3 separate regions of the Mus musculus genome follow, and regions 1 and 3 are each linked to region 2. Evidence: chromatin loops called from intact Hi-C (ENCODE). Cell type or tissue: gastrocnemius. All regions are shown on one strand.

Region 1 (8,000 bases), 140 kb before region 2:
AATGCCTTTATACTGCTCTATTTAGTATACTAAATATGCATGGTAGTACATGCTTTTAACCCCAGGGCTAACCTGAGCTCCAAGCCAGCCTAGACAATAAAATGAGTTCCAGAACAGCCAGAGATACAGAGACCCTATCTCAAGTAAAACAACAAAAACAGAAAACAAACAAAACCCCACTGTCATCCTAACATCTCTTATGTCTTCATGACACCCCCATACCTAATTCTACTCATACTATTTCTGGAATTTCTCAATATATGGAAAAATCTCAATACCCTGAAATTCTGATCACATCTTCTGGGACAAAAATACATCCTCCCTCTTGAAAATAATCTTTTACATAAAGTCCCCCCCCAACAGAAGGCCTTTAAATTCAGAGCTTAATGGAACACTATTCTAGGTACAGATTCTTCCCCTATCAAAACATATAATCAGGTCCATTTCCAGTGTAACTCTATAGCCTGTATCCATAGTAGCACACAGGCTTGCTGTGAGAACCAAAGAATTAGTCAAGAAGTATGGTAGTACATACTCATACTCTCAGAATTCAGGAATAAGAGGGAGGGGGAGTATGGTAAATTAAGAGACCAATCTACTGTGGTGTTTCAGATCAACCAAAGATACATAAGATCTTGCCTTAACAAACAAAAACAAAAACAGTAGGATTATGGTGGCTCTCTGTGAATTCCAGGACAGCCAAGGCTACATAGACAAACCCTGTCTTAATTCCCTCTCATCAAAAAAAAACCCAAAATAAAAGTGCAACATTATTTTTCTTTGTTAATAAACATCTGCCAGGCATAGTAGAGAACACCTTTAATTCTAGCACTGAGAGGTGATCTCTGAGTTTAGAGCAAACACAATCTAGTTTAAAGCAAACATGATCTAAAGTGAGACCCTGCCTCAACAAATATAAATTGAGTACAAAAAGATACTAAGACAAAAAGCGAGTTGGTATACGTTAAGAGCAAAATATGTAAGGACCAGTACTGTGGGTAACAAAGAGTTAAGAGTCATACATCCAAGTCTGAATAATATATTCTCTCATTTTTAAGTGGAGGCTACTACTAAGTCACAAGTCTTTAAAAGAATTAGCACACAGCACACCAATAATAATTTTGAGGTGTAAAAAGGGAGACCTATTTGCTCCTAGCCTTTCTGTATTGTATTCACTTGGGAGGTTTTAAAACATTCCAACCATTGTCCATCACAGAAGAAACCTAAGCACTGAACTCACTACAAACTACCAAAGTGACAGTTCAGTTTTAACTAATACTGCAAAGCAGAGTAATATGAGAGTCCATTTGGGAAGCCCTTGAAGAGAGAAAAAAAAGTAAAAGCAAGCTTATCTTTGCAGGCTGGTATCTGTTTCTGTAGTCATTAAAAAAAAAAAAAAATCAAAGGACAAAGTAACAGCAAAGCTCTAACAGCACACACTCAAATAATACAGAGCTTCCATTTCTAATCTTGAGCTAACAATCTAATGTGCCTTAAAAGTACTCTTCACCAAGTACACAATCACTTTTAAAAAGTACAGGAAATAAGAGTAGAGCATGATGGTACACATATGTATTCATAGCACTCAGGAGACAGAGCAGCAGGATTCAAGGCCAGCCTGACCTACAGAGTGAAATGTTGTCTGAAAACCCCAAACAATGGGGCTGTAGAGATGGCTCAGTGGTTAAGAGCACCCATAGTTCCCAACTTCCTGTAACTCCAGCTCCAGGTGATTTGACACCCTTTTCCTGCCTCCAAGCACTGGCACTCACCTGTGTGCATACACAGAACACTTAAAAATAAAAAATAAAATTAGGTATGCAGCTCAGTGGTAGAGTTCTTGCCTAGCATGCAGGAGGTCATCAATTGATCTCTACTATCAAAAACTAAATAAATGGGCTAGAGAGATGGCTCAGTGGTTAAGAATATTGGCTGTTCTTCCAGAGGGCCTGGATTCAAGTAATAGTACCCACATGACAGCCAACAATTGTCTAAAATTCTAGTGCCAGGAGACCCAATGCCCTCTCTTGGCCTCCATGTACATGCATGTTGTGCATAGACACATACGCAGACAAAACATGCATTCTCATAATATTTTTAATAAAAAAAAAAGCAAGCTAGTGAGAAGGTTCACTAGGTAATATACATGCATACTTAACAAGCACGAAAACCTGGGTTCAAATCTTAGTCAAAAGGTGGGAAGAAAAAGACACTCTGTGCTTTTAAAAGAGTTTGTTTCAAGAACTTTGTGATGCAAAAATAACAATTATTTTTCACCCACACTACAAAACTAAGTGCTGCCACTTTCTCAGGTATCCTCCATTAAGCCAGTCTGAGACCACTCAGGTTCTTTCCCACAAGGGCTATTTCATCTGATACTTCCTATGCACATTCTGTCTGTCAAATGACTCAGCCACAAGTTATCTATCTGAATACAGACAGTGGAAATTTAAAACTGTACCATAGGACCGTGTTCTATTAAAAATGCAATCTTTCATATAGAAAGGCTCTAGCGGCATTGCATTCTATATATAGGAAATAATTTTTTGCCCCTGCAACAGGGTTTCTTTGTGTAGCCCTGGTTGTCCTGGGCTCTGTAGACCAAGCTGGCCTTGAACTCAGATAATCACCTGCCTCTGCCTCCCAAGTGCTGTGATTAAAGGCATGCATTACCACTCTGGACAGAAATTAACTTCCTTAAAGCTTTTTAAATAAGGCCCTCTGAAATCCTAGAAAGTGAACCAGACGTGGTAGTACACACCTGTAATTCCAGCAACTGGGTGGAGGTGACAGAAGCAGAGGCGTTGTTCTGAATTCAAAGCCATCACAGTCTACACTGTAGACTCTACAGTTTGCCCAGGCATCTAACTCAAAAACTGAAAACAACAAAGACTAGAAGAGGGAATCTGATCCTACAAGGCATCTCTATGACAAAAGCTGAAAAATCTGAACATGAGACTAACTAAAGGTGCTCAAGTGTAGCTCAGAGGTAAGAGTGCTTGTCTAGCATCCTCAAGACCCCGAGTTCCCAAGAGGATGGAAGGGAAAGTTAAAAATGAGCACACTCCTAAGCTGAGCCTTTCTGGTAGTAAAGAGAGGCCTCTTTATCCTTTTAGTACTATGGGGTGAACCCCAGGACCTTGTGCATCTTGAGTAACTACTCTATTAATGGGCTATAATCTACACACTCATACACGACAGGCAAGTACTTATGTAGCTTAGGCAAATCTTGAGCCGAATCAGCTCTGGAACTCACGCAGCCTCTCCAGTGCTGAATAACACACAAGAACCAGTTAACCAATGGTGTTTTACTTCTCCCTAACTAAGATAAAAGATATGAAATTTCCTCCAGTAACAAAATAGCCATTACTTGGTAAATGCTTCACTAACAAGTGTTTTAAGTACTCTCAACTCCCAGAGTCCTAAAACTTCCCACCTTATACATTTGATGGAAAACAAAAATTCAGAGACATGGGCTGCTGATTTTAGAACCAAAATGTTTCTCCAGACCTCCTCAAGCTGATATATTAGTATATCAGTATGAGGAGAGTTTCACAGGAGCAGAATCTTATGGTTTCCTCCTTGAAGAAAACTTTTTAGGGCTCAGAAAGACCACCCTGTGGTCTGATATTAGGAATCGAATCTAGGGACTTTGGAGTGCCAGGTTATTGCTATGTTTTCATCCCTCTTTTTGAGAGTTAGGGTCTAGCTCAATTTCCCAATGACTAAATGGCAACCTAGACTGAACTCACTCTATATAGTCTGGCCACACTTTGCACTCTGGATCCTGCAGCTTCCCACTCCTCCCAAAAGGCTGGGACTCCTCAGGCCATGCTAGGACACTTATAATAACGAATCAAGGTCCCTAGACAGATCTCCAAGCAGGATTCCAAAAAAGGGATGATGACGTCTGTCTATTTTAATTTCTGAAACCCCGAAGTGGTGCCTCTACCCGAACACTTTAGGTCTGTTGCTAAGGATGAACACTGAGCAAGCAAAGACCATTTCTCCCATTGGTACCAACTGCACTTTAGGAAGTAGGACTATAAAGAGGGGAAAGAACTCCAGCCCAGGAGCCCGGGTCCGGGGCCATTCTAATGGAAGAAGCACTTCTTGCAGAATGAGGGTAACACCGGTGTCTCGGAACCCCGCAACAAGAGTCATGTCGACACCTTCCGGGTCGCGCCGCCGACCGTACACGTGACACCTCGCACGCGCAAGCCTCCCGCCCCTAACTTCTCAGATCTGAGAAACTGAGACAGAATACTTCCACTACTATGGATTGTATGCTGAAGGGTTGAAACTACACAGTCTTAATGGTTCAACCCTCGAGACCCCAGTGAGAGGTGCTGCGGGCCCTGATCTCCCGCAGCCCGCGCGCCATCACTGCTCTGAGAATAAAATACCAGGCCACAGGCCTGAGGCCTCGACGACGCGCTCAGACAGCCAGGAGGCTGAGGCAGCGGAGGCAAGCGCTGTCGGCAGGGGGCGATCCATTAGGCTCTCCTGGCTTCGTCGTCGTCACAGCCTTGGCCGCCCCCAACTCTCGGCAGGGAAAAGGCCTGCGCAGACGCCGCGCCGCCGTGGGAGAAGAGAAAGCGGCCCACAGACCTAACGGAGCTGCGAAGTAACCTGGCTGGAGTTAGAGAAGGATCAATTGCTGTTAGACTACTCACCCCTTCGGGCCCGGAGCTCCGTTGCCGCTCGGCACGCAGGGCGCGCCGCTCTCTTCCTCCATTTTGGGTTCTGTCGCCGCCACTTCGGCTGCCGCTTCGACCCCTGCCGCCATTTTCTCCGCGTCTGGGCTTTGTGTGAGGGAGCGGGCTCTGTCGAGCTGCGCCTGCGCGCTCACGTGACCCCGAACGACCAGTAACGCCTCCTTGTGCGGCGACCGGCTCCCGCTTCCTGCTCGCCTCGGGTCACGCCCCCTGGACGTCAGGCCACGCCTCCTCCAGTGGCAGGCCTCACTTCCCGATGTCCGCAGATACAGTTGGGTTGTGGGACAGGGGGAGAGATATGTGTCGCTCATTCGAACTTACAATACGAGCGCACATACGGACCTAGTCGGTCCAGCTTACTTTATATTTTTCCGTTTTGTTTTACTCATTAGCTTTCTTTTTTGAGGCAGGGTCTCACTATGTAGCCCTCCAGCCTCTCCCTACCTACCAAGTGCAGGAAATAAAGGCAAGCACCACCACGCCTGGCCTTTTCTTTCTTTTTCTTTTTTCAGCAACTTCATATATGTATATCATGTATTTTGCGCTTGCTTGGGGTTTTGCTGTTGTTGTTGAGACAGTTTCTAGCCAATACTGGCCTTGAATGTCTGAGCTGCCGCCTACACCTCTTGAGTGCTAGAATGATAGGCCAGAGGAACCAGGCTAATCAGTGCTAGGAATTGAACCCAGTGATTTGAACATGCTAGCAGTCTATCAACTTCAATCCCTGACCCTATACTGTTCTTTTATCATATTCACCTACCATTGCCCTTTTATTTCCCGCATTTCCACTGTACCTTCTTTCCAACAAGTTCCTCCATGTACCTCCTTGTCTTTGTTTTATGACCTACTGAGTTGGGTTTGCTTGCAAGAGCATAGATTAGGGGTTGATTTATTGGGGCAACTAAATAGGTGGCTACAACACTGAGGAAAATGACACCTCTTTCCTCCAGCATCTACTACCAATAGATCTTCAGGGAAGGGTGAAGCCTCCCAAGGCTCCCCCACCCCAACATGATGAGGTTCTATCTTGTGCAAGTAACCACAACTGCTTTGACAATGTCCGTGGCATGTCAAGGAGAGATCAGCTTTCCTTAAATGGAGAAAAAATATAAAAATTATGTTGGCAGGAATTATTTTTATTGGGGGGGGGATGGAGGGGGAATGATTGAATACAGGCTTTGAGCATGCCATGGCTGGCATGTGGGAATTGATTTTCTCTTTCCAGTAATCAAATTTAGGTTGTCAAACTTGGCAGCAAACATCTTTACCCACTAAGACAGAGCCAACCCTGCATGCAGAATTCTTGACAGGTTAATATCAAACTAAAACTCTCCATGTAATTCAAAGCATTAGAAGAGATGTATAACAGAAACCTCCCTCCCACCCTTTTCCGACTCCTCTTTTCCCCTTCTTTCCCCTCCCTCCCTCCTATTCTATCTCTCCTTACGGCACCACCCTGACACCATTTCCTGGGACCCTACATTCCAAAGTTATGATGAGAAATAGGTACCAAGCTTGGTAGGCCAGAAGAGTGAAGATGCTTGTGTGTTTTTACATAAATTTTTTTTTTATGGATATCAGTTCACCAGTCACCCAAGGCCTGATCACATCAGCTCTGTTCCTCAATCATATTGTTCCAGTCACGAAGTCTCCCAACCTGCTCTTCCTATGGGCCAGATTCCAGCCTCTGAGTCTTTACTTTCTGAAAAATTGACTTCCCCTTGAGTTTCCAGTCAGGGCAGCAAGATACTACCATGCATGAGCCTGTGTACTAGGCAAGAGATGGGTGCAGAAAACAACAGGGAAGACCAGACTGTACTGGACCCACTGGGATGATGAGACTGCTTTTCTGAGGCTCAATTTGCTCATCTGGAAGTAGGGTTAATGAAAGACTCCTGCCAGACAGTAGTAGTACACACCTTTAATTCCAGCACTTGGGGGTCAGAGTAGGTGGATCTCTGTGACTTTGAGGCCAGCCTAATTTACAGAGTAAGTTCCAGGACAGCCAGGGCTACACAGAGAAACCCTGTCTCAAAAACAAAAACAAAAAAAAACCCAGTAAGTAAGCAAAATGCTCTCCAGAAACCACCTTTTAGGGCTGTCCTGCGCATACAATGCAGGAAAATGCCAAGAGCCCTGGGCTGTTACATAATTCAGCATGCAACAAGAACTCAAAAGTGAGCTGGCCCGGCATGGTGGCACATACCTGTAATCTCAGTGCTCCAGAGGCAGGCACTAGAGGAGTACCACAAATTTGAGAATAGTCTATTTATATTATTCCAGGGCCAACTAAACAAAAGAGAATGAGGAGCAACTGAAGCTGTTATTACCACAGCCATATTCTACATCTCTCCTGAGTCTGCCAGAGGGTAGGGCACAAAGCTTAACACTGGGGCATCCCCAGCTCCTAAAGATGTAGAACTTCAGATAAAGGTCTTCATATGTTGAGCCTCTGTCTTCCCACCTTTAGAAATCAAGGTAATAACTTCTTCCCCAGAGAAGAGGAGAGATATGAAACAAGCTCAGATTTGGGTCTCATCCATGGTAATCCCAGATTGGTATAGAGAGTATTATCATTAGTTATAATGAATTTATGGGATCTGGCAAATTGGAAATAAAAAATATGTGAAAATTGTTCTTACCTTTTTCCTTTTGGAATGGAACCAGGACTTCCCACATGATAAAAATATTTTGTACCTATGATGGTTTGTATATGGTTGGCCCGTGGAGTGGCACTGTTGTAGGTGTGGCCTTGTTGGAGTAGATGTAGGCTTGTGGGTGTGGACTTTAATGCACTTGACCTAGATGCCTGGGAGTCAGTCTTCCACTAGCCTCCTTTAGACGAAGATGCAGAACTCTCAGCTCCACCTGCACCATGCCTCCCTGGATGCTGCCATGCTCTTGCCTTAATGATAATGGACTGAATCTCTGAAGCTGTAAGATAGCCCGAAATTGGATGGTGTTCTTATAAGAGTTGCCTTGCCGGGCAGTGGTTGCACATGCCCTTAATCCCAGCACTTGGGAGGCAGAGGCAGGCGGATTTCTGAGTTCAAGGCCAGCATGGTCTACAGAGTGAGTTCCAGGACAGCCAAAGCTATACAGAAAAACCCTGCCTTGAAAAACAAACAAATAAAAAAAAAAAAGAGTTGCCTTGGTCATAGTATCTGTTCACAGCAGTAAAATCCTAAGATTGTACAATTGAGTTACATACATGGCCCTGGTATACTGTCAAGTTTTTATTATTATTATTATTATTATTATTATTATTATTATTATTATTAA
Region 2 (8,000 bases):
AACGCAACCTTCGAGCTTCTCTTTCTGACTCCAATAGGGTGAGCACGTCACCCTCTCGAACGGGGCCTTTGACATTTCGGATGATAGAGCGGCTGGTGTCATCCATGAATTCCACTCGCACCTACAAGCCCAATACAAGAGTTAAATGCTGCTACTTACTAGTGGGGTGGAAAGGTAATATGGACCAGAGCCTGGGACAGGGGCTGGTCAGGTCAGATGGTTCAGCAGTTACAAGCATTTGTTACTCTTAAGGTCTCATTTGCCAGACCAAAGGCATTGAATCACTCACATGATAGGGTCTCTGTAGCCTGATCTGACCTTGAAATCCTGTGATCCTTCTGGAATTACAACACCCTCCCCACTTACAATTTTATCTGGGTGCCTCCAACTTACTTCAGGCTGGCCCTGATCTACGGGTCCCCCTACCTTAGTTTCTTAATTAGCTGTGATGGGAGACCTGGGTATAAGCCAGGGGAACGAACGGTCAGGGCATCTTTAGCCTAGGCTTGTCTGTCTCCTGGAGTAGGTGAGATGCCCTACCGTTCTTGTTCTATGTGGTGGACCGAGGCAAGCACACTATCAACAGTGGCCCAGGTTTTTTCGGTACTGGATCATTTTGTAGCCTAAGCTTGACTGGAACTCCAAGTGAACTTCCTTAGACATCTTTAATTACTAGCTTTGAGTTCAGTACTCAAGTTTTTTCGGGTTCTTTGTATGGTAAGCAAGTCTACTACTGACACACAGGTCCCGCCAACTCCACCTCTTTAAAAACCAAATCTTTTAGCTGGGCAGTGGTAGCCCGCGCCTTTAATCTCAGCACTTGGGAAGCAGAGGCAGGCGGATTTCTCAGTTCGAGGACAGCCAGGGTTACACAGAGAAACCCTGTCTAGAACACCCCCCCCCCCCCAACAAAAAACCACCAAAGCTTTCAAAGGCAGTCTTACTACGGTATCCGCGTTTCTTACAAAGTCATATCCTCCCTGAACCTAGCTACTAGAATTAAACGTCACCAAATCCAGTTATAATCCTGGTACTCGGGAGGACTCCGCTCCGACCCCAGGAAGTGGTCCGAATGTTCCCATCACTCACCTGCGTGCACTGTCCCTGCGAACCGGTCCTGCCCAGCACTTTGGTTACCTACAGGAAATAAGGGAAAGTTAGGCTCGACATGTTCAGCTTTCTTCTCTCTTTATTCAGGTTTCTAAACACCCGCAGTCGCCTCACCCTAGCCAGCTTGATGGGCTGCACGCGACTCGTGTCCATGATGGCGGCGATCTGGCGGAGAGGAGTCACGTGAGCAGGGGATGCCTTTTATAGTCGGCTCTGACCACGCCTCACTTTCGCTCTCGCGAGACCGCACGCGGTACCCAGGAATCCTCGGGACAGAGTCGTCACCAGCGTCCTTCGGAGCGGAAGGAATATGGCGTCCGCTACTCGCGTTATCCAAAAGCTGCGGAACTGGGCGTCTGGGGTGCGTGTGCTGTTCCGATCCGGGCCGGGAAGGATTTGGGTTCTGTACGCCCTTGAATCCTATCCCCCTTAACATCTCCTTAGTTCAGTGGATAATCCAGGATCCCTGAATTTGTGACTCCAGTAGTCAGACTCAAGGTCCTAAATGTTTTTGGCCGGGTTACTGGGATTTCCTTGGCCTTAGATTGCCTGGCTTTAGCTCCCCCCCGCCCCGCCCCTCTTCCTATCCCTTTCTCTCTTCGCCTCATTTGTCTCCCACGTGAGACCAGGTGTTTCCTCATCCCCCGTATCAGCTTGGAATCTTTGTTTGTTTGTTTGTTTTTGTTTTTGTTTTTCTTTTTCGAGACAGGGTTTCTCTGTGTAGCCCTGGCTGTCCTGGAACTCACTTTGTAGACCAGGCTGGCCTTGAACTCATAAATCCGCCTGCCTCTGCCTCCCGACTAGGATTAAAGGCATGCGCCACCACGCCCGGCTATCAGCTTGGAATCTTGTGCCCCTGTTTTTGGAAGGCTGAGGACCAGTTTTTAGATTTTGGAAGAAAACAAAGAGGTCAGGGAAGCTGTAGATCTCTGCAGCTCCTGGGAGGTTGGAGATGGATAAGAGGAGAGATAATTTAGGGTCCAAGAAAGGAGGTATATCTAGCACTGGAGCTTAGTAAGCAACTGTTTGGGTGAGAATTCCCATAATGTTAGGGTAAGCACGTTTAGTATATTGACCCATATACAGAGGAGATTTTCTTTAAAAGGAAGGCTTTTTAGGTTAGATCTTGGAAAGGCTGGAAACTTAGCCTTAAAGTTTTGTAAGCCATGCCCTTGCCTTTCTTCATATGCATGACTTGTAAACTTACCCTAACTGGCTACTTCTGTTCGCTAACCCTATCCTGGGGTTCCCTAGTTTCTGACTTCTTCTCTCCTCCCACAGCAAGACCTGCAGGCGAAGCTACAGCTGCGCTACCAGGAGATCGCCAAGCGGTGAGCAGGCCGTGCTTGCTGCCTTCATCCTGACATTCTTCCACCAAACCCAAGGCTGGCCATAGTGGTACAGTCTTTAATCCCAGCACTCGGGAAACAGGCAGGCTGAGTTCTGAGTTCAAGGCCTGCCTGATCTACATGATGGGTTCCAGGTTAACCCCTGTCTAATAAACAAACGTGAAAAAACAACCCTAAATTTGCTGTTCTCTTGAACTTTCCTTGGAGAATTGAGCAGAGATCTTTCTTGTCAGGCTGTGAAAGCAAAAATTTAACTTTTAACTTCATTGGGTTGTCTTGGAATAGTTAGGAGATAGGTTGTATTATTTGTTGGTCTCTTGGGTAGCTTTGCAGTCTTCATTGTGACCACCCACATGAAATGCTATGTTCTCAAGCTACTGAAGGGGGAGGATGAGGCCCATGTAGGCCAAGTCATTGCTTAAAGTCAGTTTTGATCACATTTATATACTGATGAGTCTTTGCCTTGTCCTCAGGCTTTTGGATGCCAATACAAACGAGTGTTCTTGCTTTGTGGGGTTGGTGGCTTTAGCACTCAGAGACTCCACCTCACTTTGCTGAGTTCAGAATGAGCCCCTGTGTGAAAACCCAGCAGACGCCAAGGGAGGGAAATATCTGAAACAGTGCCCAGTCTGGTCTCAAAATTGTCGTGTAGCTGCAGTATGGCCTTACACTCATGATCCTGCTTCTGTCTTCAAAGCGCTGGGATTTCAGCAGTAGATACCACTATACGTATATAGCAGTATACGTATATAGCAGTATACTAGGTTTACGTAGTGCAAGGGATGCCTTTATCAAGTGAACTACACCAGCCCTCAACTTAAATTCTATCTTCATCTTTTTTTCTTAAAAGATTTTTAGATTTATTTATACTCATATGTGTGTTGTGCCTGCATGAGTTTATGTATATGGGCCTGATGCCTGTGAGTTCAGGAGACTGCGTGAGAACCCCTGGAACTAGAGTTTCGGGTGATTGTGAGCCACTATGTGGGAATCAAATTCTGGTTCTCTCCAAGAGTAACAAGTAAGTGCTCCACCCAGAGAGCCATCTCAACAGCCTCATAATTGTCTTTATTTCTTTTGTGGATGTTGTCAGGGAGGGATAAATACAGCATGCATTAAAAAAACATTTATAAAAACAACATTTATCTATCTATCTATCTATCTATCTATCTATCTATCTATCTATCTATCTATTTATCTATTTAAGGCAGGTCTTACTTTGATCAGTTTCACATGCTGAATTGGCTGGGCATGTGTTCCTGTTCAGAGGCAAGCTCTTACACTGTAGTCCTGAATGGCATGGACCCCAAGTTGGCTTGAAGGCTGTAAGGGAAAGGAGTTGCACGGATTTACTGGAAATACAGGCAGGAGCCAGCTTCTTCGGGGTAAAGGCGCCCTCTAGTGGTTCACTTGGGTTTTGGCATTGGACAAATGTTCTTTTTACTTTGCTGTGAACAGATGAACATATATGTGAACATAGCATATATGTTCTTCAGGCAAATTCTAAATTTCACAGATGTGTTTGTCATTTTAGAACTTTATAGCTTTTTCCTTTTTAATATTACTGGAGTTATTGTTTATGTTTGTGTGTGTTTGTGTATAGGTCAGAGGAAAACTTGTGGTAATAGTTCTTTTCTTCCCACTATTTGGGTCCCAGAGATTAAAGTCAGGTCATCAGGCTTGGTGGCAAGCACCTTTACGTGCTGAGCCCTCTGCCTGGCTATCACTTTTTTTTAAGTTTTATTTTGTTTTGTGTGTGGATGTTTTATGTGCATGTATGGCTGTACAGGCATTATATGCATACAATATCTCTGAGGCCAGAAGTTGTTGGATCTCCTGGAACTGGAGTTATGGATGGTTGTAAGCCACCATGTGGGTGCTGGGAACTGAACTGGGGTTCTGCAAGAAATGCTGCCTATTGTGCCACCTCTCCAGTCTCCAGCCTTTTCCTCAAAAGACAGGGTATCACTGGGCAGCTCAGGCTGTCCTGGAACTCGGCTCTGCACCTCTCCTGCTTCAGTGTCTTGAGTACTGGGACTGTAGTGGTGTACCCAGTCAGTATCCAGCCATATGTCTCACTTTACCTTTTTTTAATTTTAAAAGGGTTTTTGTTTTGTTTTGTTTTTTTGACAGAGTTTCTCTGTGTAGCCCTTGGTATCCTGAAACTTGCTTTGTAGACAAGGATAGTCTTGCATTCAGAGATCTGTCTTCCTCTGCTTCCTGAGTACTGGGACTAAAAGGCATGTACTCCAGCTAATTTTAGGAAATTTTTAGGTTTTTTGAGATGGGGCTTCTTTGTGTAGCTCTGGCTGCTGTGGAATTCTATTTGTAGACCAGGCTGGCCTAGAACTCAGAGATCCTCCTGTCGCCTGTCTGTACCCCCTTGAGTGCTGGGATTAAAGGTGTGCTCTACCACTGCCTGGCAGTCTTAGGACATTTTAAGCTAGGCATAGTGGTACAGGCCTTTAAATCCTAGGACTGGAATGCAGAGGCACGTGAACTCTGAATTTGAGGCCAGCAGCCTGGTCTATATAGAATTCTAGGACAGCCAGAGATCTTATCTCAAGAAAACAAAAAACCCAACCTCCCCCCATTATTAAATAAACTATATAAGTCATATAAATTGTTTCTATGCATATGTGTGAAGATGTTCCTGTTTGCATACAGAAGCCAGGAGAAGGCATTGGATCCCATGGGACTGGAGTTGCAGGCATTTGTGGAATGCTGTGCTTGTTATGCATCTGCTGGGATCTACACTCTGTTCCTTATGATTGCATAGCATTTACTCTTAATGGATAAGCTGCTGTCTAGCCTTTGTTGTTGTTTCTTTTTTTGTTTAATATTTTTTAGACAGTTTCATGTAACCCATGCTGACTTGGAGCTTCCGTTGCTGAGAATGACCTTAAGCTGATTCTTTTGCTTGCTCTTCCTGTGCATTGGTATTTTGTCTGCACGTCTGTCTGTGTGAGGCTGTCAGGTAACCTGGAGCTGGATGACAGACAGTTGTGAGGTGCCATGTGGCTGCTGGGAATAGAAACATTGTCCTTTGGAAGAGCAGCCAGTGTTAACTGCTAAGCCATTTCTCAGCTCTGCCATATTTTTTATTTAAAAAATAAAATGGCTTTTACATTTTTAAGGAGAACTTGCTGGGTAAAAATGGTGGCCAAATTTGAAATGTAGCCAAATAAACAAATAAAACCCAACTGTTTATGAGCACCCACCTTTGTCCCTGGGAATTTTCCTTTTTGTTTGAAGTTCAGTGTTTGCTTTCGAGGCCTTAGGCTGCTTGGTAAGCTCAGGGTTAGCCCGAGGCCAGGCTGAGCTTTGTTCCATGTAACCCTCTGCTTCCCTCTCCAGGGAATCTTGGCAGTAGACCACACAGTGGCAGGAAGGCCAGGAACTTGGATGAGTTCCCAGGGCAAGGTGTTCTTTGAGTAATAAGCCTTTATCCCAGCAGGGTGATTTAAAGGGTTCCTGAGATAACAAGGAATTAAAAAGTTCTATGACCTAGTCTTTGGGGGTGGGGAGAAAGGCACTTCAGTTGGGTAATCTGGGGCTGTGCTTCAGTGTTAGAGACTACAATTGCTGGATGAGGGATGGTCACAGCTTGGCACTCTGACCTGATTTTCATAAGCATGTGTAGGTAGGAAGGAAGGCTGCTGCTAAGCTTAGCTTTGTGTTGGGGATAGGAGCATGTCTAGGTCTCTTCTTTGTCTTGGGAACTTCAGTAAGGGTCCTCTATACCTAACCATATTTGAGACTTAGAGGGACTGGGGTGGAGCATATTTCTGTAACCTGGCTTGACGACTTTTTTATATATAGATTAGTGTCTGCTGCTTGGTTTCTCGTTCTAGACGCAGGTATAGAATATGATAATGCAGCAAGACATGACTTTGGCCTGCAGCCTCCCTTGTAGCTCCAATCCTCAGTCTTGTAAAGGAGAGTGCCAGTGAGAGGGACTGTCACATTGTTTCAGTGCCAATGTTTTTTTCCCTCAGGACCCAGCCACCTCCGAAACTCCCCGTGGGCCCCAGTCACAAGCTGTCCAACAATTACTACTGTACTCGTGATGGCCGCCGGGAAGTTGTGCCTCCCTCAATCATCATGTCCTCACAAAAGGCCCTGGTGTCAGGCAAGGCCGCCGAGAGGTAAGGATCCTCAGTGTCCCCGTCCAGAGCTCTGTGACATCCCCTACTGCTATTGGCTTTACTCTGCGACGTCCCCTACTGCCACTGGCTCTTCTTCCCTGGCAGGTAGAAACATGCTTTCCACAGTCCTGGTATAGTGGGGCAGGATTGTGATCCCTGAACTAAGGAGGTTGAAGCTGAGAAAATCAAGAGTTCAAGCCAGGGCTGAGAATGTAACTTACTTAGTAAGCTACTTGTCCTATGAGCATTGAGAGTTTGATCCCCAGAACCCAAGTTAAAAAAAATGACAGGGGCCTGGTAGTGTGTTTGTAATCCCAGCGTTGGGGAAGTGAAGTCAGGCTGAGGTAGGAAGTTTACAGGTTCCAGGCCATTCTGTGTGGTATAGTTAGGGGTAGTCTTAAAACAAGTTGAGGAAGGTAAGACGGCTTAGTGGGTAAGGCACTTGCTGTCAAACTAGATGACCTGAGCTCATGGATCCATGTGGGAAGCAGAAATTCAGTGCCTGCAAGTTGACTTCTGACGTGACATGCATGTCCAAAAATGATTATTAAAAGAACCCCAAAGGAACCCAAGGGAAAACAACCTACTTGGTCCCTGTTCTCAGGGGTCTTTTCTTAGGATAACAGTAGTATTCATGAGGTTCATAGGAGGCCATAGTCTGGAATGAGTTTCTGTGCTAGATCCAGCAGACCAAGACAGAAAGGCATTTACTCGGTCTAAGCCACCGAGTGAAGCTTAGTTGTGTATCTAGCCTTCTAAGAAACCAGGTCACAGTCAGTTCCCTGGCAGAGCAGGTTTTGGCTGGCATGATAATGAAGGTCCCTCTGGTTTAGCCTTTGTAAGGAAGGTAACTTTGAACTGACCAATCTCTTTGTTAGGCTTCTGCTTCCTTCAGTCTTTTCCTGTCTATATGCTCTATTTAACAGAGCTCTCATTCTGGTTTATAGAATGAGGTTCAAGGACTGTCGATATGTAGCATTTAAGAACACTTGTTGATCTTGCAGAGGACATGGGTAGGGCTCCTAGCACCTATGCGGCAATTCATAACTTTCCTTAACTCCTGTTCCAGAGTATCTGATGCTCTGTAGGTACCAAACATGCAAATGGTACACACACTTATACATGTAGGCAAATTACCCATATCCATAGACATACCTGTACACATAGACTTACAAAACACATAGACATACCAATACACTTAGAAAAAAAAAGAATGAGACGCTGAGACCAGATGCAGTGGCACACATCTTATATCCCAGCACAAGGGATGGCTACAAGTTGGAGGCCAGCCTAGTCTACATACTGAGTTCCAGATCTATTGGGAGTACATAGTAAGACCCTGTTTCAAAACACACACAGAGAGAGAGAGAGAGAGAGAGGGGGGGGGGGAGGG
Region 3 (8,000 bases), 290 kb before region 2:
CCTGCCTGCTTCTCCATTGTCTCTTGCTCTCTTGCTTCCACCTTTCTGTATTGATACTTAGATTGGTACCTTTAGATGGCAAAGAAGTAAGGACACATTCACATCCTTCATGCCGCCACTGGGCATTTTGGGAGGGACAAAAATGGGATTTGGAGGACAAGTAGAGAAAAACTGAGTTGGGACAGTCAAAGAGAGATGTGCTGGCAAGCAATAAAGACTAGAGTCTCACCAATGGCACCACCAGCCATGCATCCTGCCGTCGGTGCATCAGCACCTTGCTCTTTGATGTGTAAATGAGAATAATGAGATGATACAGGCAGCACATTTACCTAGCACCCAGCACCCAGTAGTTACTAAAGAAAACTACTATCTCTGCTTTTGCTCTTTAGTTTTGAGGCCAAGGAGCATGTGTATGCAGTTGTGAAAGCCAAAGGTTAACACTGCTGTCTTCCTCGGTGGCTCTCCATCTTTTTATATAGTTTTTATTTATTCCTTGAGGATTCCATATGTGTGTACAGTGTGTTTTGAGCATATCCACCTTCTACTCTTTCTCCCACAACTCTTCCACCCATATTGTCCCTACTATGTCTCCCAATCTAATTTCATGTACTCTTTTTAAAGACAGGGTCTCACTATCCTTAGCTGGCCTGGAACAAACTCTATAGACTAGGCTGACCTGAATCTCTCTATCTCTGCCTCTGAGTGCTGGGATTAAAATTGTGCCACAAAATCTAGATCATTTTTTGGGTTTTGTTTGTTTTCCTTTAACCTAAATGCTTGGAGGAGAAGAGACCATCAACCAGAGCCACATCGCTGAAGAAAACTACCCCTCCCTCCCCCAGAAACCATTAACTAACAATAGCTCCTCAGCTAGGAGCGATGCTTCGTGAGCCCCTCCCTCATTGTTCTCTACCTTTCGTTTTGAGACAGGATCTCTCACTGAACCTGGAACTTGTAGATTCAGGGTTCCACCTGTGCTGGGGCCACAGATGAGTGTGTGCCCTGTGCCTGGTTTTTGTTTTGTTTGTTTGTTTTTAAATGGGTGATTGAACTCAGGTCCTCATGCTTGAATGGCAAGCCCTTTACTAGTTGAGCCATCACCCCACTATTCTGTCTTTCACTGTTCTGGGCTCCTCTTAAGACTCGGTCTCTCTTGTTTCTTGGAGGTCAGGTTGCCAAACTTTTCCAGGACTCGAGTCTGGGAAACATCGTCAACATCCTGGTCACTCGCCTCATCCTGCTCACAGAGGACCAGGTAGGGGTCTGGGGTGTGTTTCACCCTCTCTCTATCCACATCATTGCTGGCTGATGTCCCAGAGTGGCAGAGCACCCACGCACCTCAACTTTCCCATCCCCAGCCCACCCTGGAGATCACCCACCATGCCGGGAAGTCACTGGACAGCTTCTGTAAGTGGCAGAAATCCATCGTGAGCCACAGTGGCCATGGCAACGCCATCCCAGAGAATGGTGTGGCAAACCATGACACAGCTGTGCTCATCACACGGTAAGGAGCAGGAAGGACTCCAAGGCTGAGGCCAATGGAGCAAGCAGAGAAGGGATCATCAGAGTCCAAGGAAGGGGAACAATTGCTTGTGGAGGATAGAAGGAGTTGGGAGCCTGTAAGGAGCCAAGGAGAAAATGCAGAGAGCCTGAAAATGGGAGGGGACGTTTGAGCCCTAACCACGAAGTCATTTATTCCATTCAATCACTTAGTCATTCATGTACTATCAGCATCCTCAAGACCAACTGATTGGTTCTAGGAGGGGCACAGCATAAGGCTTAGGCAACACTCAGTCGTCAAAGCTCAGCACTGAAGGAAGTAGGAAGCTACAAAAGACCTTGTCGCTCGCTCACACAGGTGCACACTCATACACAAGCACACGTGCTCCCACCTGTCCTTGTCTTCTACGCCAAAACTGAGGCCTCTGGCATCAGCCAAGGAGGCCACCCAGCACTCTCACTGCCCTCTGTTTCCACAGCTATGACATCTGCATCTACAAGAACAAACCCTGCGGCACTCTAGGTATTGAGTCCCATTGGTTCCAGGCACCATGGAGGGTGGCCTTGATCCTGGGGTGAGACCTCCCGTGGTGGATAGCCTGCACAGCCTTGGGTCCCTTGACCCACCCCACGTTCCCCTTTCCCAGGCCTGGCCCCTGTGGGTGGAATGTGTGAGCGTGAGAGGAGCTGCAGTATCAATGAAGATATCGGCCTGGCCACGGCTTTCACCATTGCCCATGAGATCGGGCACACGTGAGGCCAGGGGACACAGGATAGGGGAGGATCCGAGGATCTGGGTTGGGTTCCCTTAGTTCTTAGCAGAGCTGATACTCTTCTCCTCAGATTTGGCATGAATCACGATGGCGTGGGAAACGGCTGTGGGGCCCGTGGGCAGGACCCAGCGAAGCTCATGGCTGCCCACATTACCATGAAGACTAATCCATTCGTGTGGTCATCGTGTAGTCGAGACTACATCACCAGCTTTCTGGAGTGAGCATGGGACACATCGCCCACTTAAGTGGGGCACAGATATGTTGGGAGAGCTGACTCCACCACCACACCTAGCTGGTATAACCTTGAGGTCATGACCGTGTAGCCCCTTGGCATGACAGCTGTTTTTTTTGTTTTTGTTTTTGTTTTCTAATCACAGCTCGGGCCTGGGGCTTTGCTTGAATAACCGGCCTCCTAGACAGGACTTCGTGTACCCAACGGTGGCTCCCGGCCAGGCCTATGATGCTGATGAGCAGTGCCGATTCCAGCATGGAGTCAAATCGCGTCAGTGTAAATACGGGGTAGAGAGAGCCTTCCTGCTTTCCTTCCTGAGAAGGGGAGGTGGCCACAGGGTGGAAAGTTTCACTGGAAGCCCTTCTAGGGAAACAGAGGGACAGGACAGCAGGGGAAGGGATGAAATGAACTCCATACTCCCTATTGGGATATGGGAGGACCAAAGTGTGTGGCGTATCCACTTACCAAGCAGACCAACAAAGAGTGAGAATAAGAATGTAGTTCTGAGCTTGGGGAAAGCACTCGGTCAGGAAGGGGTTTGCTTTGCAAGCCTAAGGTATGATCAACAAAACCATATATAAGCTTGGCATGGTGGCACATGTTTATAAACACTGGGCAATGGGGAAGCAGGGGTAGGTAGATTCCTGGGGCTCACTGGCCAGCCAGCCTACTTGGTAAATTTCAGATTTGGTGAGAAACCTTGTTTCAAAAAACAAGAAGGATAGCTACCTAGGAACTATCCTGAGGTTGTTGGCTTCTGGCCTCAACATACATGTGTGCCATGCATGTTGGAGTACCTGTACACATGGGTGTATACACACACACAAACACACACACATAATGGGATGGCTTACATGTCTGGACAGCTAATTTGAGGGCTAGATTAGAGTGCCCCCTAAAGGCCACTTGTGGGCTGCAGCAACATAAGACCTCTGAGCAACATATGCAGATTCTTGGTGAAATAGTTTCCCTAGAAATGGGGCTACTACTGTACTTGCCAATGAACCGGAGAGAGCCTTCCAGGGACTCTGACCAACTCCCTTATCTTCCCTGAGGTTCAGACTCAAAAGTTCCATCTTGGCATCAATAAGTGAGCTAGGGCAGGGTTGTATGTGTTGCGGAGGGGGCACGGGGCTCACACCTTTAATCCCAGCACTCAGGAGGCAGAGGAAAGTGGACCTCTGTGAGTTTGAAATAAGACTGCCTGTCTGACTTCATAATATAACAAATTCCAGGCCTGCCAGTGCTATGTGAAGTGAGACCCCCCATCTCAAAAATATGAGCTGAGTAATTGGGAAAATACCTCAGTGTGCAAGAGCACTTGCTACATAAACAGAAATGTCTGAGTTCAAAATTCAAGCACCCACATGAATCCCTAGGACCCCTAGTGCTAGGGGGAGGGGGAGGGTAGAGACAAGCTACTGGGACTTCTAGCACTTTGTTCAGTGAGAGACCTTGTGTCAAGGGAATAAGGTAGAAAGAGATAGAGAAGAAAAAGAAGTGAGTTGGGGTGCAGAGGACCCCACTCCTAACTTTCCCTCCCCACTCCTGGAAGCTAGAGATCTGCTGGCTTCCTGTGTTGGTGACAGTTCAACCAGTTAGCGCCTCTCCTGCCCAGCTCCATCATTTCCTTAATCACACTCTGACCCACTTCAGCTTTAGCCCTAGTAAGCCTAGCCCAGCTGCGGTCTTCCACACTCTCCACAGGCAGCCTCTGAGTTTGCACAGCTATTCCCAAGGTTGGTGCAAAAGAGACCAGGTGGCTATCAATCTGCTCCTCGCTTCTCACTATAACACCAAGAAATAAATCCCGAAGCAAGCAGTATTTTGACATTTTTACTTTATTTCATTTTTAAGATAGGGTCTCACTATGTAGTCCTAGGTGGCCTGGAATTTGCTATGTAGACCAAGCTAGCCTAACACTCTCAGAAATTCACTTGCTGCTGGGATCAGCGATCTGTGCCACTGTGCATTGCCAGACATTTTTTTTTAAGATTTATTTATTTATTTTATGTATTTGAGTACACCATTGCTCTCCTCAGACATAGCAGAAAGAGGGCATCAGATGCCATTACAGATGGCTGTGAGCCATCATGTGGTTGCTGGGAGTTCAACTCAGGACCTCTGGAAGAGCAGTTGGTGCTCTTAACCGCTGAGCCATCTCTCCAGCCCCATTGCCAGACATTTTTACTCTTGGCCCACCCCACCTTTATTTTGCTGGCCACCCCAGCACATTCTAAGGAATTCTGGGTCTACCTGTGAATGTCGTCTGTGTCTTGGAACTTAACAAGGATGATAGTAGTTTAAGTCAGCATTTTGCTTCAGTGTTGAATTTTTCCTTTATGCGTTATGTGGAAGCCATACATACATGTGGAAGCCATACATACATGTGGAAGCCAAAGCATTGCCTTTGGAAGTCAGATCTCCTACCAGAGGTTCTAAGACTCAAACTCGAGTGTCATCAGGGTGGTTTTACCTACTGAGCCATCTTGTCAGCATAGCTAGATTTGCCTCTATCTCCCTATCTCCTTTAGATGTCGTTGTATTCTTTATGTGTTTGTGTGCCTGTGTGTCTATAGACAAGTGACTGGGGGCTGGCTAGCTAGGCGAGCAGCATCAGATCCCTCAGAGCTGGAGTGGCTGGTGTTTGTGAGCTGGGATCCAAACTGATCCTCAAAATAAGCAGCATGTGCTGTTGACTGCTAGCCTATCGCTCTACACCAACACCCCACACCTGGACCACTCTTTGACTTCATATTTTACAAAAGGATATTGAGGAGAGCAACTGTCCGAATCGCAAGCTTGATCTGAGACTGGCGATGTGTTAAACGGAACCGTTTGTTTACTTGTGTCATTACTTTTTGAAACGAGGTTTTTCATTGGCCAGGAACCAACCTGTCTCTACCTCTTCGATGTGAGAATATACAAACAAGTGGCATCGCATATCTGGCTTTGTTTGTTTGTTGAATGGCACTTAGATTTTTATGCATATGAATATTTTTCATGTGGGCATGGGTGGATAGGAGCTGGGCTGAGTCGGTACTGTGTTTGCCTAGCATGTATAAAGTCTGGGCTCTATCTAAGCACTTGAGATGGAAGGTCAGGAGTTCAAAGTCATCCTTTGCTACAGAGTCTGATGGAGGCTACCTGGGATAGAATAAGAATAATTGGTTAATATGTGGTGAGCTTAATTCCTGGTCCAGCACTATCTGTGTCCATTGTTATCCAATGAGAGGACATTTGTATAAGCCGTCTCATTGACATTGTCAGAAAACAGGTGTTGAACTGGTTGACTTACAAATGGAAAAACAGGCCTAGTTAAGGGCTGTGAATTCCAAGTCAGTACAAAGTTGAAATCTAGAGTAGCCCAGGAATTATTACATATATGATAGAGTAGCCCAGGAATTATTACATATATGATAGAGTAGCCCAGGAATTATTACATATATGATAGAGTAGCCCAGGAATTATTACATATATGATAGAGTAGCCCAGGAATTATTACATCTATGACAGTGTCTCCTTGTGAAGCAAAGGTCAAAATCAGGGCTAGAATAAATACATCTTAAGGGGTGTTAGAAATGGGGTTGAAGCTGAAATGGTTTCATATTTTTATAAGTGGCCATGAAAATATAAGTCAGGTGAAGACAGAAAACGTGGCATGTCCCTGTGAGGGCCAGAAATCAGATACTCTTCTAGAGAGAGCTGTCGTTTAAGGAGTGTTTTTGAAATGTGTGTGCAGGTATTTCTTGAGCTGACCCTAGGGTGCCTTCCTATAGCCATTGCTTAGTTCAAATCCAGACCTTCAAATCCAAGTCTCTCGTCAGCCTGGAACTCAAGAGATTTGCTTGGAAAGGTTTTGTTCAAAGAGGATTACAGGTGAATCCTTGGAACAATTCTGAGAGGGTGGGGTAGGAGGTAGGCTAGAATGTGAAATTTCACCCGCCATGCCTAAGCCTGGTCAAACTTCTCTCCAGGGATACTAACCTTGAGCTGAATAATCAAAAACAGCTTTCGGGGACTGCTTCAGTTTTGTGCAACAAATAAATGACCTGATCCAGCCCAAGCAGGACTCAAAGGAAATAGAGGAACAGCCACACAAATTCAGCCAGATCCTACGTAGTCTTGAATCTGCCACACATTCTCACAGCTGAAAAAAACTACAAATGAAATTCCAGCCCTGACTTTTCAAATTGTTCTCTCCTGTGTTGCTTTACTGCCGCCCCCCAAAGTGAAAATCCTTGCTGTCTTCCATAATAGGTCCCAGATTTGGGAAGAACCTGAAGTCAAAGATCTGGGTTAGACTAGGCTGCGAGTGGTGTGACACCTAGCTAATGTCAATGGGTTGGTTTTGGGTTTTTTTGGTTTTTTTTCTGTAAAATTACACTTACTTATTTTGGGCGTGTTTATTCTCCAACATGTATTGAAGTCAAAGGACCATTTCAGGAGTCATTCCCTCCATTCACCATGTCGATCCTAGGGCTTGAATTTGGGTCTTCAGGCTTGGCAGCAGTGCCTTTACCTGTTGAGCCATCTTTATATCCTAGAAGGACATTATCTTTCCACATCATGGTTTTTCTTGCACCAAAATAAGTGTCACAATGCTCAAAGAAATTTTTATAGCAAGTATAAATGTTCCATACATACTGACAAAAAAGAAGTATCAGGCCATGATCCCAAAGGGGGATTGTTAGGACCCAGGAAGGTGCTGGGTCCCCCAAGGCATGTCTGTGGGATGACAGTGAACCTGAGAGGTCTCTTCCATTATGCAGGAGGTCTGCAGTGAACTGTGGTGTCTGAGCAAGAGCAATCGGTGCATCACCAATAGCATCCCAGCTGCTGAGGGAACACTGTGCCAAACACACACTATCGACAAAGGGGTAAGCACCAGCCAAGACCTTTCGCCTGTGCCCTGCCTTCTCTGCCTGAGCCCAGAGCCCCTGGCATCTCAAGTCACACCTTTCACAGCCATGTCTTGAACAATGTTAGCTCCTTGGCCATGCATCTGGATCCAAGCTGTGATGCAGTATATCGGACTCCCTGCCTCCGGATACAACCTTTCCTCATGTCACACCTCCCCATTTCAGAGTGGACTGCACCTGTAATTTGGGGGATGGTGGACAGAAAAGAAGCATTGGACCCAGAGCTCTGTAAAGTCACACTCATCCCTTTCATCCTCTTCCCCTTTCCCTCTCTCATCCCTCACTCAGTGGTGCTACAAACGAGTCTGTGTCCCCTTTGGCTCTCGGCCAGAGGGTGTAGACGGGGCCTGGGGCCCTTGGACTCCATGGGGTGACTGCAGCAGGTCATGTGGCGGTGGTGTGTCATCTTCTAGCCGTCACTGCGACAGTCCCAGGTCAGCCCTTGAGACACTCTCCCAAAAGTGAGGCAACCCTCAACCTCCTCACCACTGCCTCATCTCTCCATTGTCCCCTGCTCCTTCCAGGCCAACCATTGGGGGCAAGTACTGTCTGGGCGAGAGACGAAGGCACCGG

The links. Hi-C counts contacts between places; a loop is a spot of excess contacts. Peaks named below come from ENCODE experiments on the same cell type or tissue, not always from the same donor. Only the 100,000 strongest peaks of a DNase experiment are listed, where the experiment ranks them.
Region 1: it touches region 2 in a loop (2.1-fold over the local background); 3 of 42 quality-filtered maps call a loop at or near these places.
Region 3: it touches region 2 in a loop (2.2-fold over the local background); 2 of 42 quality-filtered maps call a loop at or near these places.

The regions. Positions count from the first base shown.
Region 1 is chr17:33,680,591-33,688,590 of GRCm38, forward strand. Hnrnpm (heterogeneous nuclear ribonucleoprotein M) reads right to left here and starts at 4,868. Exons shown (of 16, transcript NM_029804.3): 1 at 4,677-4,868. The coding sequence starts at 4,789. It also overlaps a transcript of Marchf2 not described here. In gastrocnemius, a CTCF peak has its summit at 4,473; DNase peaks (open chromatin) are centred at 4,204, 4,535 and 4,880; H3K4me3 peaks cover 3,125 bases; H3K27ac peaks cover 2,071 bases.
Region 2 is chr17:33,823,210-33,831,209 of GRCm38, forward strand. Rps28 (ribosomal protein S28) reads right to left here and starts at 1,353. Exons shown (of 4, transcript NM_001355384.1): 1 at 1,225-1,353; 2 at 1,090-1,137; 3 at 1-121. The coding sequence starts at 1,263. Ndufa7 (NADH:ubiquinone oxidoreductase subunit A7) reads left to right here and starts at 1,363. Exons shown (of 4, transcript NM_023202.4): 1 at 1,363-1,471; 2 at 2,392-2,441; 3 at 6,458-6,607. The coding sequence starts at 1,421. In gastrocnemius, a CTCF peak has its summit at 3,864 (motif pointing left); DNase peaks (open chromatin) are centred at 1,347, 1,892, 3,848 and 5,839; H3K4me3 peaks cover 3,144 bases; H3K27ac peaks cover 5,922 bases.
Region 3 is chr17:33,535,921-33,543,920 of GRCm38, forward strand. It overlaps Adamts10 (a disintegrin-like and metallopeptidase (reprolysin type) with thrombospondin type 1 motif, 10), which reads left to right. Exons shown (of 25, transcript NM_172619.4): 6 at 1,172-1,255; 7 at 1,359-1,504; 8 at 1,980-2,023; 9 at 2,148-2,253; 10 at 2,344-2,490; 11 at 2,651-2,792; 12 at 7,278-7,385; 13 at 7,716-7,861; 14 at 7,952-8,000. Among named protein-coding and RNA genes, the nearest start is that of Myo1f, 16 kb to the right of the region's middle. In gastrocnemius, a CTCF peak has its summit at 3,408 (motif pointing left); DNase peaks (open chromatin) are centred at 2,702, 3,402 and 7,784.